2 separate regions of the Homo sapiens genome follow, and region 1 is linked to region 2. Evidence: read pairs that join two places in POLR2A ChIA-PET (ENCODE). Cell type or tissue: Panc1. All regions are shown on one strand. Each heading gives the region's core, and the rest is flanking DNA. Links, peaks and the distances in the headings are about the cores only.

The links. ChIA-PET counts read pairs that join two places held together with the same protein. Peaks named below come from ENCODE experiments on the same cell type or tissue, not always from the same donor. Only the 100,000 strongest peaks of a DNase experiment are listed, where the experiment ranks them.
Region 1: POLR2A ChIA-PET joins it to region 2 with 5 read pairs; 2 of 35 experiments call an interaction of 5 or more read pairs at or near these places.

Annotation. Positions count from the first base shown.
Region 1 is chr20:47,703,325-47,706,231 of GRCh38, forward strand. All of the region lies in intron 3 of SULF2 (sulfatase 2), which reads right to left. Among named protein-coding and RNA genes, the nearest start is that of SULF2, 81 kb to the right of the region's middle. In Panc1, for the core only: no CTCF peak of the experiment used is centred there; no DNase peak of the experiment used is centred there.
Region 2 is chr20:47,351,655-47,354,561 of GRCh38, forward strand. All of the region lies in intron 1 of ZMYND8 (zinc finger MYND-type containing 8), which reads right to left. LOC101927377 (a long non-coding RNA gene) reads left to right here and starts at 907. Exons shown (of 2, transcript NR_134501.1): 1 at 907-1,086; 2 at 1,351-2,907. RefSeq lists an enhancer at 1,017-1,166. In Panc1, for the core only: no CTCF peak of the experiment used is centred there; no DNase peak of the experiment used is centred there; H3K4me3 peaks cover 2,500 bases; H3K27ac peaks cover 2,500 bases.

The DNA.
Region 1 (2,907 bases), core at 271-2,770, 350 kb after region 2:
AAGCTACAGATTCTGCCAACATACTGTGGTTTATGGCTTATGCTCATATTGGAAGCAAATGCTAAGTCTCAGCTGTAGGTTAGTGAAAACCAGAGTGTCACTTTTTTTCCCATTGAAGTTTGTGGATCCCTTGGATTCTGTCTGCTATACAGCAACCAGAATGGCTAACATTAAAGAAATGGGCAACACCTAGTATGGGTGGGGATGTGGGACAACTTGAGCCCTCACACACTGAGTGGCTGCCCCAACCGGTCCAACCACGGTGGGGAACTCTTTGGCTGTGTCTGCTAAATTTGAATGCATTGGTAACTTCTACCCAACAATTTAAATCTTGGGTATTTACCCAACAGAAAAGTATTCATACACTCACCTAAACTCAGGTACAAGACATGACAGCACATTTGTAATAGTAAATAGGTAGAAACAAATGAAATGTTTATCAACAAAAGGATGGGTAAAGAAATTGTTGCATATTTACAGAACGGAAGGCTACATTGAAACTTGAACGAAAGACCTAGTGCTACATTCAAGAACAGGGATGCATCTCAACAACCTAAGAATGTTAAGAGAGATAAACCAGATACAAAAGAATACATGCCATATGACGTCATCTATGTGAAATTTGAGAACAGGCCAAACTAATCTATGATGTTAGAATAAAAACAGTGGGTATCCTGGAGACTGGGGGAGGGTGGCTGGGAGCAGCAAGGGGAGTTTCTCGGGTGATGATCTTGTTCTATTTCTTGCTGGAGCAGGTGGTTCAGTTGGTGACACCTCATTGGCCTGGAGATTTGGGAGCCATGCACTTTTCCACATGCACGCTTTACATCAACAACAAAGCTTAAAGAAAATCACCCTAATTCATCAGGAAGGGGATGTGCCTAAAAGCTCTGTGATAAGGAGACAGACAAGACCTCTTCATGATCCTCTTCTGTTTTTATTTTGCATGTACATTTTTTTTTTCTTTGAGACACGTCACACTCTGCCACCCAGGCTGGAGTGTAGTGGCACCATCACGGCTCACTGCAGCCTCAACCTCCCAGGCTCAAGTGATCCTCCCACCTCATCCTCCCGAGTAGCTGGGACTACAGGCGCATGCCACCATGCCTGGCTTATTTTTGTAGTTTTTGTAGAGAAGGGGTCTCGCCATGCTGCACAGGCTGTTCTTGAACTCCTGAGCTCAAGCGATCTGCCTGCCTCAGCCTCCCAAGGTGCTGAGATGACAGGCGAGAGCCACCGTGTCTGGCTTGCATGTATAATTTTTAATAATTATAATCTATAAAGCCATATTTAAGAAATGGGAAAATTTGAGTCTAGAGACAGCAATCCTATTCTAGTCGTCTCTTTCTAGATGAGGACACTGCGGTTCTGAAATTTCTGACGAGTATTGCTGAGAGCACAGAATATGAGCGTTCCAGGAGGTTGTAGGGATGTAAGGAGATCTTGCTAACAGACAGCTCAGCGCTGGGCCTTGTGCACGTGAGTGCTTGGCCGAGAAGCCAGGATGAAGAGAGAAAGGCCAGGGAGGTGAACCCCCAGAGGAAGGAGGAGAGTGGGTGGGATGGGGCTCTGGTGCCCCTAGAGGAGAGGACAACCTATCCACCAGTGTCCTTGGAGAAAGCACAGAGCCACCTGGCCCTGGGGGAGCTGTGATGGAGCTGGCTCCCTCTGCAGCGGTTTTCCTGGTGACCTGGCAGATGGCTGACACTTTCCAGGAGTGGGAAAACCCCTTAGGAACCCAAGCGGCTGGATTCTGAAACCCCCAAAATACAAGGCAAAGGGGAGCACTTCATTAAATGACTTGCCCATCATGCAGGGCCGGGAGGTGACCGCTCCAGAGGGAGGAGCTGATGAAACACCTCCTGTAAGGGTCTGGGTACACAGGGGAGGTGAAAATAGGAAGGGAGGATCCCCCAGCAGCCTCAGGGGTAAGGTCCGGGATGGAACCTCCCTTTGTGTGGGAGGATGGAGCAAAAATAAACGGGAAGAACCTGGCGTTCTGCAGAGGAGGAGGCGGGGAACCGGCTGCAGTCTCTGAGTCTGAGTCATATCCAGTTTTCACAGAGTGAAATGTAATTAGGTGGTGGGTGCCTAATTAAACAGCGACTGGGCGTCCCTGGCTAGGTGTCAGGGAGTAACTGATGGAGTGGAGGCAGCATGAGATTCCCGGGCAAGCTAAAGGCCTGCACTTCTCTTTCTCTGGGACCTGGAATGTTGGAGATGCCTCAATGCATCCAGCTCCTCAAAGCAGTGGCTCTTGGCCAGAAAGGGGGTAATTTCTGTCCCCAGGAGACACTTGGCAATGTCTGGAGACATTTTTGGTTTCATCACAACTTGGTGTGCTGTTGATATCTGGTGGGTGGAGGCCAAGGATGCTGCTCAATATTCGCCGACGCACGTGACAGCCCCCACGCTACAAAGACTGAGCCAGGACAAAATGTCAGCAGCGCCTAATCCAAGAAACCTTTTCTTTTCTTTTCTTTTTTTTTTTTTTGAGAGAGGGTCTCGCTGTTTTCCAGGCTGGAGTGCAATGGCGTGATGTCGCCTCACAGCAACCTTTGCCTCCTGGGTCCAAGGGATTCTCCTGCCTCAGCATCCCGAGTAGCTGGGACTACAAGCGTGCACCATGATGCCCGGCTAATTTTTGTATTTTTAGTAGAGATGAGGTTTCATCATGTTGGCCAGGCTGGTCTCGAACTCCTGACCTCAAGTGATCCACCTGCCTCGGCCTCCCAAAGTTCTGGGACTACAGATGTGAGCCACCATACGTCGCTGAGAAACCCTATCTTATTTAAATAAACCTGCCTATGGTCCAACCCTCCAGCATCTCACCCCTCAGGTCTTTGGAGCCATATTGTGAGAGCCAGGAAGGCCCCTGGAGACCAAGTGTAGTTCAGGAAACAAGAT
Region 2 (2,907 bases), core at 248-2,747:
AAGAAATTGGGGTGGGGGGGAATGGTTAGCAGAGCAGCTTTATATAAGCACTCACCTAAAACAGGCAGAGTCATCGGTAGCTAAGCTATTTATGCAGGATTCTTAAAATGGCGTCTGGCAACACTGCCTCATTCCTGTGTTGAAGCTAAAATGGTAGCAGTTTGTTCAATAGCTGTAGCTCTTGTTTAAGCAGCCCTGCGAGTTTCAAAGCCACCTTCCTAAATACCAGAACTAGGAAAAGCTGAACCAAAGGACACCAACAACCCAACGTTTAGAAGCTTAAAAAAAACTCTGCAATGACAGGGAGAGTTTGTGAAGTCACAGGTTCCTAAGGAAAAGCCTTCTCTTGTAGATCCTGAGCCTTCAACATGAGGCTCTGTGATGAGGCCCCCTTGCCCTCAAATTAGGTGGGTAGAAGGTTAGGAATCGTGCAGCCCCGTGGCACAAACTGCAGACGGACAGGTGTCTGTGCAAACACAAAAATGTTCCCAGGGAGCAGCCTGGGGGAAGGCAAGGAGGAAGCCCGGTCCCCCTTCTCTTCTCAGTCTATTAGAAACCAGCTTTGCATCCATACCAAAAAGGCGCTAGGTAAAATGAAAGTGCTTCAAGGACAGCAGGCATCTGAAAAGCCAAGCTAAAGGGCTGCACCTCAGTCTACGGCAAAGGTAAAATAAAAAGGCTGTTTATAAGCCTGCAAACAGCCACCAAATACCCAGCCCTCTGAAGCAGCCAGTCCTAAGACAGTTAACATCAAGGAAAGACAATCCGAGTCTGCAGAGGAGAAACACAAGGAAAACATTCCCTTATCCAATGCACAGGATACTCACAAATTAGATTTCTGACCACCCCCAACAGAGCCTGAGAATTAACAATGGGTTTTGCAAAACCCGCTTTCAGAGGCCGAACTAACAGCCTGAGTGGATAACGTCATTTACTGTTACAGGTCTGAGCATTGGCCTCAGAACTCCTCTGGTGCTGGGAGTGAGGAGTTTCAAGGTGACTGCTTTTTAGCTCCAGGGGAGAAAGGAGGGCACAGTGCCCAAGGCCATGCCAGGGCAAGGACGGGCCACTGGCCCCCGCCGGCCGGTAGGTAAGGTAATCGGGATGGGGGGGACAGGCTGGCAGCACACTGGCTGCAGAGCTGGCATGGCCACTGCCTGTTTGTTTGTCTGCAAGGAGAGTGGGAAGTAGCGGGGAGGGTGACCATAACCTTAGCAACCTGAAGCCAAGGGTGAACCCTTGCTCAGATCTTGCATTTTAAGAGTAACCAAAGGGTTCTGAAACATATTCCCTTTTTAAATCTCTGCTGTGCAGTAGCGAAGGCCCCTTTGAATGTATCTTTCTTTCCAGAGTCAACCAGAGGCAAAGCCAGATTGAGGGTTCCCAGGCTGACAAATGTCTGCTGCCTCTGCCACAGGAGAGAGAAGGGGAAAGAGGGCAAAAGAAACAAAGACATCACGCGTTGCAAGTGGCTGGACTTTTAAAAACCTACCTTTGCCTCCAGGGTTTTCTAGGTTACTGTCACCCCACTTCCTAAAAAGTGTCTCCCCCCTCATCCTATTTAAGACCTGATGCAGTCTCCCCACTGGTTCTCCCAGGGAAAGAAAAGGGGAAATGTTTTGTTGAAAATAAAAGGGATGACAAGAAAGAAAGGAAAAAAAGCTATTGTTTTCATCCCTAATTTATAATCCAAGAGGCCCCCAATTGTTTCTTTCTGACTCAAATCTTTGAGCTGTTAATTATAAAAGTAACTGGACTTGGCGCCAACGGGCTAACTATGATCAGGCTCAGCAATTAGAAAAACTCTGTAGAAAGTTTACTGAGTGATTATATATAATTAATTCCTAGTTACAGACTGAACACTGACCATTTTCTGGAGCTAATAAAAGCAGTTACTCCCCCTCCCCCACGTGAATGCCACTTAATTTCCCAAAGCAGAAAGTGAATCCATCCTGGAGGGTCTTGAAGGAAAAAAAAGGAGAGGAATCAAAAGCTTCAGTGTGTCTGTGTTTGCTCCTTGCAGCTGTGTATCCTCTTTGGGGACTGAGGAGGCAGAAGGAAAAAGGAAAACAGCCCAACATTCTGTTCCTCCTTCTGCAATTTACAAACGTGGCAGAGAGAACATTCTACCTTGATGAGAAAAAGAAGGGGGGTTGGGGGGAAGCAGGGAAGGGAGATGACCTAGGAATGGAAGGTAGGAGACGCTTCTGCTTGGCAGATCTGCTTTTCCTAAAAGGAACAAAGATGGTAGAAATTTCCAGAAGGCCCGTTCTTAGTTCGGCCACTGCAATTGTCAATCTTTAACCTTTCCTCCAAGTCTATTGGTTTAAAAGCTAGAGTAGAAGAACCCCATTGGGCTGCTCTGGGAGCCAGTACTGCCGTCCCTACCTAGTCCTGCTGCAATGCAGACATTTATTTTTTTCCCCCTTTCCTGAAACTGGAAAATAATGCTACTTTGAAAGCAATTAACTTTTTACAGACTCATGCTTGGTAGGGGTCACAGTACCAGAGGAAAAGTGGCTAGCTTGGTCCAGGGTTGGGAACTTGCTGGGGGCTGTACATTTGAAAACAGATCTTGGCTCTCCAAACCTGTGGGAGCCATTTTAATGCAAGCTTTTAGAGGACAAATGCCTTGCCCTTAAGTTCCCTTCCAGCCCAACAAACACAGTATTATGCAAACGTTGAAGGCACCAAACCAGGAGTCTTATGATTAGATATTGCTTCTAGGGAGGCCACAAGAACCTCGATATGTAATTTCCATTTACAGCAAGGAGATAAGAACAAAGAAAATAGCTGAGTGTCTGAACTTACTTGTTTGGGGCAGTGGCACTGTTCAGTTTTAAGTATATAACATCATTAACTGCCTGCAGTTTTACTCTAAGAAGCTAAGCTGGCCTGCCTTGCACA